Regions from separate parts of the Homo sapiens genome. Here region 1 is linked to region 2. Evidence: chromatin loops called from intact Hi-C (ENCODE). Cell type or tissue: endothelial cell of umbilical vein. All regions are shown on one strand. Each heading gives the region's core, and the rest is flanking DNA. Links, peaks and the distances in the headings are about the cores only. Region 1 has its middle 40 kb from the start of TMCC3. Region 2 holds the start of MIR7844 (microRNA 7844).

Region 1 (5,378 bases), core at 153-5,152, 120 kb after region 2:
ACTTCCGACACCTCTCCTCCTCCTCCATCTTCACTCTTGGCTCATGATCTTGTTTTCTACTTCTCTGAAAAGTAATTGAAGCAATCAGGAGAGAATTTCCACACATTCCCTCTACCACATCTATTCCCACCTGCTCCTGTGCCCATATATACTCTGCCTCCCTCCTGCTGCCATGGATGAACTGTCTGTGACCCTGAGGCCAACCCCTTTCCTCATCTTTCGCAGTCCGAGCCCCCTTCCCTACTTAGGAGCCCTGCACCAGCAATTCTGCCCTCTTTCCTGCATTGTCATATTTCTCTCTCCATGCATCACTTCCAATAGCATACAAACACGCTGGTATTCCCCTACCCTTAAATATCCCTCTCTTGACCCCGTTAACCTCTGTCAAAACTAAGTCAAATCTGGTCATTCCTGTTTGAAACCCCCTAATGGCTCTCGTCTCACTTAGAGAAAAGTCAAAATCCTACAAGACCCTATATAGTCAGAGCCCATCTACTTACTACTCCACCACCTGTGTTCCCTGTTCCTAGAACACACACCGGGCCTCCTCCTTGCTCAAGGCCTTCGTATCTGCTGTTTCCTGAAAGGCTCTCTGAGTATCTGAATGTTCATTCCCTCACTTCACATCTTCACTCAAATGCCATCTTTTCAGAGAGGCTTTCTTTGGCCTCCCTACACAAAATAACCACCACACTCCCTCATATTACCCATCTCTCTTCCCTGCTTTATTTTTCTTCTTAGCACTTCACGCTTTCTAACCTACCATACCAACCTTACTTGTTAGGTTTATTGACTGTTCCCCCCATTTGAATATAAGCCCCATGACAGCAAAAAAAAATTTTTGTCTGTTGTGTTTGCTGCCAAACATATTCTCTAGCTAGCACTGCAGTGCCTGGTACATAGGAGGTGCTCAATAAAAGACACAGACATAATGTAGGTCATCTTAAAGTTTGCACAGTCATGCTCATTTATGATTCTTCTGCAGCCTCTGCTTAGAGTTCTCTGAATCAAACCCATGGACCTCGTCTTACCATGGTCTACTGTGTACATGTCTTTTTGTCTTTCAAATAAAATCTGACTGTAGAACGAGAAAAGCGAAGGACCTGGAGTGCCTTCAGCAATGCACTGAGTCTCTTTCCTCGCTTTCATTTTGGTTTCTACTAAGTTTGGTATGGAGAGAGGAAGCATTTGTGTCTATCTTGGAGAGAGAGCAGAGAAGATCTTGCAGGGGGTTTCAGCATGAGTATTTGGCAACAGAAAGGATGATTCAGAGCTTGAACGTGAAACTCATACAGAGGCTTAGGGGAAAAAAAATAGGAGCTAGAAAGAGAAGGGAGAATCAGTCCTATCGCCTGAGAATATGGTTCTCTGGATCAGAAAGACACTGTGGCCCAAAGCAGATTCCAAAGATGAAAGGAGAAGCGGCATTCCACACCAGGAATAAATGTTTTAGCCTTGGTTAAAAGTAAACATAAAAGCAAATCACCACAGGATTAAGATTTCAAAACAATAAGGAGGCAGTGAGCTCTAGAGTCAGAAAGACCTCGCTCTAAGTCCAGCTTCCACCACCTCGGAGCGCTGGGACGCAGTTCTCAGGGTTGCAGAGGATTTCAATGCAAGCCTGGAGCACTGTCTGGCAAACGGTGGGGCCTCAAGGGATGTTAGTTCCTTCCCCCGCTACAGCCTCCACTGCATCCCCACAGCCCCGCACCACGTAAGACACATAGCAGATGCTCAAGAAATACTAGTTTGATGAACGGATGGGTAACACAAGAGGAATCAGTTCCCAAATCAAGCTGCTTCTGCCCTCACACCAGACTTCATAGAATTCACTTGCTTTTTTATCACTTTCCTGCATCCCCTTGCCCTCTGCCTCACCCACTCCCAAAACCATCTTCACGTTTGTTGTTTGTGTTCCCACTCCACAATGGAGCCGGCGTCAGCTACGTCAATCCTCGAGCTGCCAAACGTTCATTTCCATTTAAAAACATCGTGTTTTAGCAGAGAAACGTGGACTAGGGAGGCACGGTGCAGACACCAGCCTCCATCTATTACTCCAGGCTGACAGATTTTTTTTAGCAGAGTCTTGTTTTTCTCCTCTGAAGGAAAGCTTGTTTCCATAGAAGGATTTCCCCTCTTTGTGTTCTTGCTTCATTCACAGTTTTAGTGTTTACTTTTGCTTTTTATCTTTGCATAATCCTTGCTGTTTTAAGAATCTGAGGAGACTCTGGACTATAGTCCCTCACCCTCCCCTGTAAATATCTCTGGTTCATGCCAATAGTGGCTGACACATTTCCCCAGTTTTCCTTCACATCTTTGTCGTGTGAAAAAATGCTGGTAAATCATGTGGACAAGCCTCAGATGACTTGGTATTTGTTCATGGGACATTTTTCAAATCCTTCTGCCAAGATTTTGTGCAATAATCAGTTTGTTTTAATGCAGTTCATGGAGAGAGGGTTCCAGTTCTGCACTGGCTGTGCAACCACCAACCTTTCTGTAAGTCCACCAAGGGTCTGGAGGCGGAGGGCCTCAATGCTTGGAAGGCCAGGAGGCCCACTGCTCAGGGAACAGGTGTGCTCATGGAAGTAAGTGGCTGGCCTCCAGGACTAGCTCATAAGCAATGGGGAAACTAGGGTTGGGAACTGTTTGGTGGAGCAGCAAAAAAAGTGATGCCATCGGGGCAACCCCAGCGTGAGTGAGGGCAGGGGACTCTTCTTGTCTTGTTCACAATGTCCCCAGCACCTACCTGTGTGCACAGCTCAGGACTGGTATTCTGTAAATATTTGTGGAATGAATAAATGAACAAATGAGGTAGAAAGACAGGGTACCACGAGAATCCTCTTGAATAAAATGGAGAGTTTTGAAAGGGATTAAATTGCTATTGTCATGTTTAATTTTACTGGAAAATATTTGTAATTCTACTGAAACACCAGGTTGGTGTGGTCTAGAGAAAAAAAATACTAGACACCATTTTTTTTCCATATAAGACAAACCAAAGCAAGGAACTTCATTTTTTAAAATTTATTATTTTTTTTTATTTTAAATGTTTTTTTTCTGGGTACATAGTAGGTGTATATATTTATGGGGTACATGAGATGCTTTGATACAGGCATGCAATGTGAAATAAACACATCATGGAGAATGGAGCATCCATCCCCTCAAGCATTTATCCTTTAAGTTACAAACAATCCAATCACATTCTTTAAGTTATTTTAAAAATATACAATTAAATTATTATCGACTATAGTCACCCTATTGTGCTATCAAATAGTAGGTCTCATTCCTTCTATTTTTTTTTGTATCCATTAACAATCCCAACCTCCCCGCCAACCCTCACTACCCTTCCCAGCCTCTGGTAACCATCCTGTTACTCTCTATGTCTATGAGTTCAATTGATTTGATTTTTCGATCCCACAAAATAGGGGACTTTAGGCAAAAAAATAATTGATGCCTAGTATGTGCCAAATATGGTGTAAATAGGAGGTGAGAAACCAAGATAACTTGTGTATATAATGCTATACACCTGGAGTTATTATGCAAACATACAGAGTTACAATAATTGAGCACTTGCTGCATGCCAGACACTATGTAATTCTTCTACTACCACTAAGATGTTGTACCATTATTATTTCCATGTTACAGATTTAGAAACTGAAGCTCTGAGACATTAAAAAAAAAAACAAAAAACCCAGCTCAATACAAGGTAACCTTGAAAATAATATGACACTCGAATTTTCCAGTGAAAAAATTACCCTCTTCCAGAGATTTTTGGCTAACCTGAATTAAAAAGCTTTTAGAAATGACAGCACAAAATCTCATACACATTGTTCAAAATAAGAAACCTACCAAGGTCACTGACTTAATTTTTCCTTTGGTCAAAAGAAGAAGAGACAGAAATAAGTTTCTGAATTTATTTCTCAGAGAACAGCTGTGCCCACTGATCAAACTTAATGTAATCTTTGGGAGTTACAGTTACCAATTTGAATAATGTTACCCCATGACAATTAATTAGCATGTAATGTTATTTCCATTGGAGACATTATTAAATTTTAGAAAGTCTAGATGTCTCCAAGTGGGCTTCTTAGAGATAACTCTGAAAGGATATTTAATGGTAACGAAACACAGGGTAGGATTTTACTGTGGGAATGTTTTCAGGCTTCCATTTTATCCAGCAGCTTTCCTCTGAATGGCTTTACTGTTTATCACTCAGTGTCATGCGCTCGCTCTCTCTCTCTCTGTGTGTGTGTATATATAATATATATTATATATATTATATATATTTATATATATATATATATATTTTTGATACTGAGTCTTGCTCTGTTGCCCAGGCTGGAGTGCAGTGGTGCGATCTTGGCTCACTGCAGCCTCCTCCTCCTGAGCTCAAGTGATCCTCCTGCCTCAGTCTCCCAAGTAGCTGGGACTACAGACGCATGCCACCACGCCCAGCTAATTTTTGTATTTTTGGTAGAGACAGGGTTTCGCCATGTTGCCCAGGCTAGTCTTGAACTCCTGAGCTTGGGTCATCCACCCACCTCGGCCTCCCAAAGTGCTGAGATTACAGGCGTGAGCCACTGCAGTCCCTATATTTACATCAACAGCCTCTCTTAGAGGCCTGGAGTTTCTCTATGATATGGTTTGGCTGTGTCCCCACCCAAATCTCATTTTTAATTATAGTTCCCGTAATTCCCACATGTTGTTAGAGGGACCTGGTGGGAGATCACTGAATCATAGGGGTGGTTTCCCCCATACTGTTCTCATGGTAGTGAGTAAGTCTCACGAGATCTGATGGTTTGATAAGAGGAAACCCCTTTGGCTTTGTTCTCATTCTCTCTCATCTGCTGCGATGTAAGATGTGCATTTCACCTCCCACCGTGATTGTGGGGCCTCCCCAGCCACATGGAACTGTGAGTCCATTAAACCTCTTTTTCTTTATAAATTACCCAGTCTCGGGTATGTCTTTATCAGCAGCATGAAAACGGACGAATACAACCAGCAATGCTAAAAAGGAAAAATACACTTTCAAGACCACAGGCAAGATTTTATTTGCTGGGTCTGAATCAGATACACAGACCCCAGACAAATCTAAGGCTAAGTGAAAGAATACGAGAAGAAACAGATTTTCAGGAAGGAATGTGAGACCTATAGCATTTTTCTTCCAGGGATGAAATCATGTGATAATCGGACATCTACTATCCATCAATTTCATTCAATAAACATATTTCAAATGTCTTTATCATGATTAGAGCCAGCCACTTTTAAGCCAACTAACCATTTTCTGAAGTCTTTGTCCTGTCTACTTTGTTTCCTCCATAGAAACACACATGAAAGCAAACACAGCCCCTTCCTCCACTACATTTGTTAAGTAGCCGCATATT
Region 2 (5,329 bases), core at 1-5,000:
ATGAAATGACATTTATTGTTTAAAAAAGCGTGAGTCTGGAATTAGATAGTGGTGATGGTTGAACAAGTTTGTGAATTTACTAAAACCACTCAATTGTACGCTTAAAAAAAAAAGCAAGCTTGAGCTGCCTAAGTCCCGCTCACACACACTGGACTTGTACTAAATGCTCAACGATTCCATTCTCTCAGACTATGGAACATTCTGTCACATTTTTTTCCTTCAGGAGATTTCCCTAAGAAGAGCTGTTTGCAAAATATTGCACTTAATTTGAATCCAGGGGGACCTGATGTCTCCTGGAAGAAAACGTACACTCACATGCCTTCCTGCCTGCAGCAGATGGCGGGAGTGGTGGGACAAGGGGCTCAACAGCAGTTTCCATGAACATTGTTTCCATCTTCCTCTTTGTTATACACACAGAGACACAGATTTAAAGGAAAGTATCATCTGGGCTGAAGGCGGTGAATGGTATCCCCCAAACAGGGATGTGAACTTTTGAATGTTTTCAGCTCAGAGGCAGTATGGTCGTCCTAATACCTCAGGACTTATGTTCAGTGAGATGTTAAGAGACAGGTGGCAACCTTGGCTCAAACACTGGACTTAATTTATTTTATTCTTGCTAGTCTTTCACTTCTCAAAGACGATGCTCTCAATCTTCATCCAGGTGAACTGCTCCCACTAATCTAGCCACCATTCAGTCACACCCTACGTCCTCGTTTCCTCATGCTTTCAGCGTTCCGACACCTCAGTGCACTTGAACTTTAGAGGCTATGGTTCGGTTGTCCTTCAAGGAAAAAACTGCAACATGACCATCATTTGTTTTCATTTCCTGAGTAAGCTTTGCAGTCCCTCACAGACCTGTGAATAAGATGAATCACATAAAGTGAATCATATCCTCCAGGGGGGCTTATCACAATCAAGATTTGCCAAAAAACAGCCAGGCATGGTGGCTTGTGCCTGCAGTCCCGGCTGCTTGGGAGGCTGAGGTGGGAGGATCCCTTGAAGCAAGGAGTTTGCAACCAGCCTGAGCAATATTTAGCAGAGCCCTGTCTCAAAAAAGAAAAAAGATTTGCCAAAACACAAACCTTCAGAGTAGTGCTCACAGGATTCCAAATTAATGTTAAAGTCACAGTCTGATGAGGGATTTGAAAACATTCCTGCACACTCTGAAGGCTGGGCATTTGCTAGCCAGTTGAGACAAAATCAGGTGTTGGTTGCCTGGGTATGAGAAGGTGAAAGCCCCATTCATAAATCCCTATGCCTTCCCATTTAAAGTGTAACAAAACCCCTCAGGTAGACTTGTTGGATAACAGGTGTGTGATAAGATTTCCACGTTACAGGGTCATACACGACTGACTGCTGTGGACACTGAGTACATGACGGGACCTATGGTCCCCTGGAGAGAAGCAGGGTGGATCACACGGGGACCATAGGCCACAGTGTTTAACACTGCCCAAGCCTGTGATTCTTCATTCCCTGAATCATGCATATCCTTGCTTTTTATAGGACTCACAGAAAACAACCATTAGCAATTGTGAAGCTCAATTCTGACAGAGACTTAGGAGAGAGACCTCTTTCTTCAGGATCACCAATTATGCCAAGGTCTCAATATACAGAGGTTTACCACGCTGGGCTGGTCAGGTGGGCAGGAAATCGGTCTGATTAAGGCAGTGAGCAAGGTAGGAGAGCTCTGAAACAGATTCGTGTTAACGAAGTACAAGGACTGAGTTGGCAACTGCTACGGAGTTAAGAGAATTGTAGTTATTTACACCACACAGTCCTAGTTTTTCTTACACACGAGTCCGCACAATCATTCACTGTAAAATTTGGTAGTATGCACAGAGTTTTCTTTAAAATAAAAACTTGAAAGAACTTGAAGGCAGGAACCAGTGGCTTCATCTTGGTATTATCATCCTTTCTATGGCACACAGGATATGGTCCCAGTTTTTACAAAATATAGCAAGAAGAGTCACGGCAAAGAAGGTGCCAAGAATGTGGCAGCGACTCTTCATCATGGGTGAGACGAACTTCGCGATGGTGGACACACACACTAAGATGACAGTCATGAAGGCCAGGATCACGTTGATGCACCTCCCCAGGAGAACTTTAGCATTCACGGTGTCTGTCTGCAGAGCTTGCTGCTCTTGCTGGTGGAGCTCCAGCTTAGAAATGCGAGTCTGGCAGGATTCCAAGGCTTCCTGTGAGCAAGAGGGAGAGCAAGGGTCAAACGGTGTTGGGATGGTGAGCAACACGTGAGTGCTCGCTCAGCTGTACACAAAAGCCCCAGCTCAGAAAGCCCAATGCCCAGGCGGCTGCAAATCCCCAAACCGATGATGATGGTGATAGACAAAGATGTGGAACAAGAATCCCAGGCTCATTTTCTCCTGTTGTTCACGAGTAGAAGAGCATGTGGATACAACCACAAAATACCATAAATGAGGAAGTATGGCTAAGTTTTTTGACTTTACCTGTTTTTTTTGAGATGTAGTCTTGCTCTGTCGCCAGGCTGGAGTGCAGTGGTGCGATCTCAGCTCACTGCAACCTCCGCCTCCTGGGTTCAAGCAACTCTCCTGCCTCAGCCCCCCAAGTAGCTGGGACTACAGGTGCGCACCACCATGTCTGGCTAATTTTTGTATTTTTAGTAGAGATGGGGTTTCGCCATATTGGCAAGGAAGGTCTCGATCTCCTGACCTCGTGATCGGCCCACCTCGGCCTCCCAGAATGCTGGGATTATAGGTGTGAGCCACCATGCCCAGCCGACTTCATCTTTTTTTTTTTTTTTTTTTTTTGAGACAGAGTTTCACTCTGTCACCCAGGCTGGAGTGCAGTGGCGTGATCTCGGCTCACTGCAACCTCTGCCTTCTGGGTTTAAGCAATTCTCCTGCCTCAGCCTCCTGAGTAGCTGGGATTACAGGTGCACGCCACCACGCTTGGCTAATTTTTGTATTTTTAGTAGAGACAGGGTTTTACCATGTTGGCCAGGCTGGTCTCAAACTCCTGACCTCAAGTGATCTGCCTGCCATGGCCTCCCACAGTGGTGGAATTACAGGCGTGAGCCACCATGCCCAGCCTGACTTTACCTATTTTTGAAATAAAGTGATATAAAATATTGGTGCCTGTTGGTGCCATCAGGGACAAAGCAGAGAAGGAGGGAGGTTCCACTTTGTGACTACTCCACCTTTCAGCCAAGGAGTGTGTGGGATCTCCAATGGTCAGTCCTTATTTCCACCGCTCAAAGATTTTTGTCCATCAGTTAGAGATTGGCGGAGGAAGGCGAGAGAAGGGAGGGGAAGGGACTGGGGCTGACTGTGGGGCAACTGTGCTTTCACCTGCTCTCTGAACGCGGTGTTACTCAGGACACCATCCGAGGCTATCTCCCTGGATCTCGTCCATGCCAAGTCTTCAATTACTAAGACACAGATGGCTACAAGTGTATCTCTAGGCCAGTTCTTCTTCTGAGATTGACTCACAGATCTCCATGCCTCTTTGACATCTCCATCAGAGCTTCCTGAAAGCACCTCAAATGCAACACGTACAAATGTGGCTTCATGTATTGCAGCTACCCAACACCTGCAGTCAACCCTCTTCCCTTCCAGTGTCCTTCTTCTCAGAGTACAGCACCATGATCCACCCAGTTCCTCATACCAGAAGCCTAACGGGCATACCCTGATACCCTTCTCATCCAACCCGTCGCCCAGCCACGGAGGCAACATCCAGTTTCTAGCTCAATTGGTCCGGTTCTCTCTCCACCCGGTCAGCACCCCAATCTAAGTCACCGGGATCTCCTGCCTGCAATAACCTTACACGAATTTCCCTATACACTCTTTTGTTCCCCACCCTTACGAATCCATTTTCCACACAGCCACCCAAGCGGTCTTTTAAGGATGCATATTTGGTATCACTCCTTTTCATAAAACCTTTACAATCTTTAATATGGCCTTCTGAGGCCTTGCAAGGCCAGGTTCAGCTCCCTCTCCTCCCTCACTTAATGACTTCATGCCAGCCGCTTGCCCTGTCACAGTACTCTGGCCTTTTCTAAGTTCTTTTTTTCTTTTAAGAGACAGGGTCTCACTCTGTTGCCCAGGCTAGGGTGCAATGGCACAGTCAGAGCTCACTTCAACCTCAACCTCTGGTCTCCTGCCTCCATTCCTCCTGAATGACTGGAATTACAAGTGCGAGCCACCACACACAGCTTTATTCTAAGTTCTGAAAAGGAGCACAGACTCACCTCAGGGCTTCTGCATATTCAGTACACTCTGCCTGAGACATGTGCCTCCCCCACTCCATCCCTTCTTCACCCGTGGATCTCCCACTCATTTTTTAGGTCTCGCCTTGATTGCCACATCCCTGGGGAAGCCTTTCCTGATCCATGAGATGAGATCAAGTCTCCCTTCAGCTCTCCTCCCCAACCACAAGACATACGCTGCCTGAGGACAGGAACTAGCCCATCTTGCATTTGCTGTCCTCTCCAGCACAGAGCCAGCGCCAGGCATGCAGCACGTGCCACACACTGGCTGAATATGAAAGAGACAGCTAGGTGCCAGTAAGAGAATGTGAGGCTTGATGGGTACAGTGGCGCATGCCTGTAATCCCAGCATTCTGGGAGGCCGAGGCGGGTGGATCACTTGAGATCAGGAGTTCAAGACCAGCCTGGCCAATATGGTGAAACCCCCTCTTTACTAAAAAAAAAATACAAAAATTAGCTGGGCATGGTGGCATGCACCTGTAATACCAGCTACTCAGGAGGTTGAGGCAGGAGAATCACTTGAACCCAGGAGGCGGAGGTTGCAGTGAGCCGAGATCACGCCACTACACTCCAGCCCAGGCAACACAGTAAGACGGTCTCAAAAAACAAAAAAAAAAAACAGAATGTGAGGCTTGAGAGAGAAACCTTCAGGCCTGCTGGGTGAAAAGGATCTAACTAGAGGTAGTACAATGTGCCCCTCTCTGTTCTAACTCATTTGCCCATCTGTGTTTGCTCAATTAAAATATAGTCACCTTTTCAGGTTTTAAACAAGAATAATGGCTCCAAGATTGATTTGCTTTTCTTCTGCTGAATAACTCTATGGGCCAAAGAACAGGTTCTCTGTTACTATAGTAACTTCTATTATACTAGGCTACCAACGAAAAGGATAAAACTTCTTCAGATCTTACATTCTAGAAAGTGCTGGCTTTCAGCAATAACAGGCATGTACTAGAAATCATGTGTTCTTTTCAACTACTTGGGTCCAAGGTTTCCTCTATTTTAGGCATAACACAGAAAAGGTGATGGAACAAGACAAAAGACCAACCTTTTAGGAAAATCCATGAATCTTTGATTATAAAATGAATT

What was found. Peaks named below come from ENCODE experiments on the same cell type or tissue, not always from the same donor. Only the 100,000 strongest peaks of a DNase experiment are listed, where the experiment ranks them.
Region 1: it touches region 2 in a loop (5-fold over the local background); 1 of 110 quality-filtered maps calls a loop at or near these places.

The regions. Positions count from the first base shown.
Region 1 is chr12:94,688,214-94,693,591 of GRCh38, forward strand. No RefSeq gene overlaps it. Among named protein-coding and RNA genes, the nearest start is that of TMCC3, 40 kb to the left of the region's middle. RefSeq lists an enhancer at 880-1,119. In endothelial cell of umbilical vein, for the core only: no CTCF peak of the experiment used is centred there; DNase peaks (open chromatin) are centred at 1,198, 2,058 and 2,138; H3K27ac peaks cover 1,561 bases.
Region 2 is chr12:94,569,543-94,574,871 of GRCh38, forward strand. TMCC3 (transmembrane and coiled-coil domain family 3) reads right to left here. Exons shown (of 4, transcript NM_020698.4): 4 at 1-2,195. The coding sequence ends at 1,893. MIR7844 (microRNA 7844) reads right to left here and starts at 1,810; the gene lies at 1,689-1,810. In endothelial cell of umbilical vein, for the core only: no CTCF peak of the experiment used is centred there; DNase peaks (open chromatin) are centred at 849 and 2,199; H3K27ac peaks cover 2,466 bases.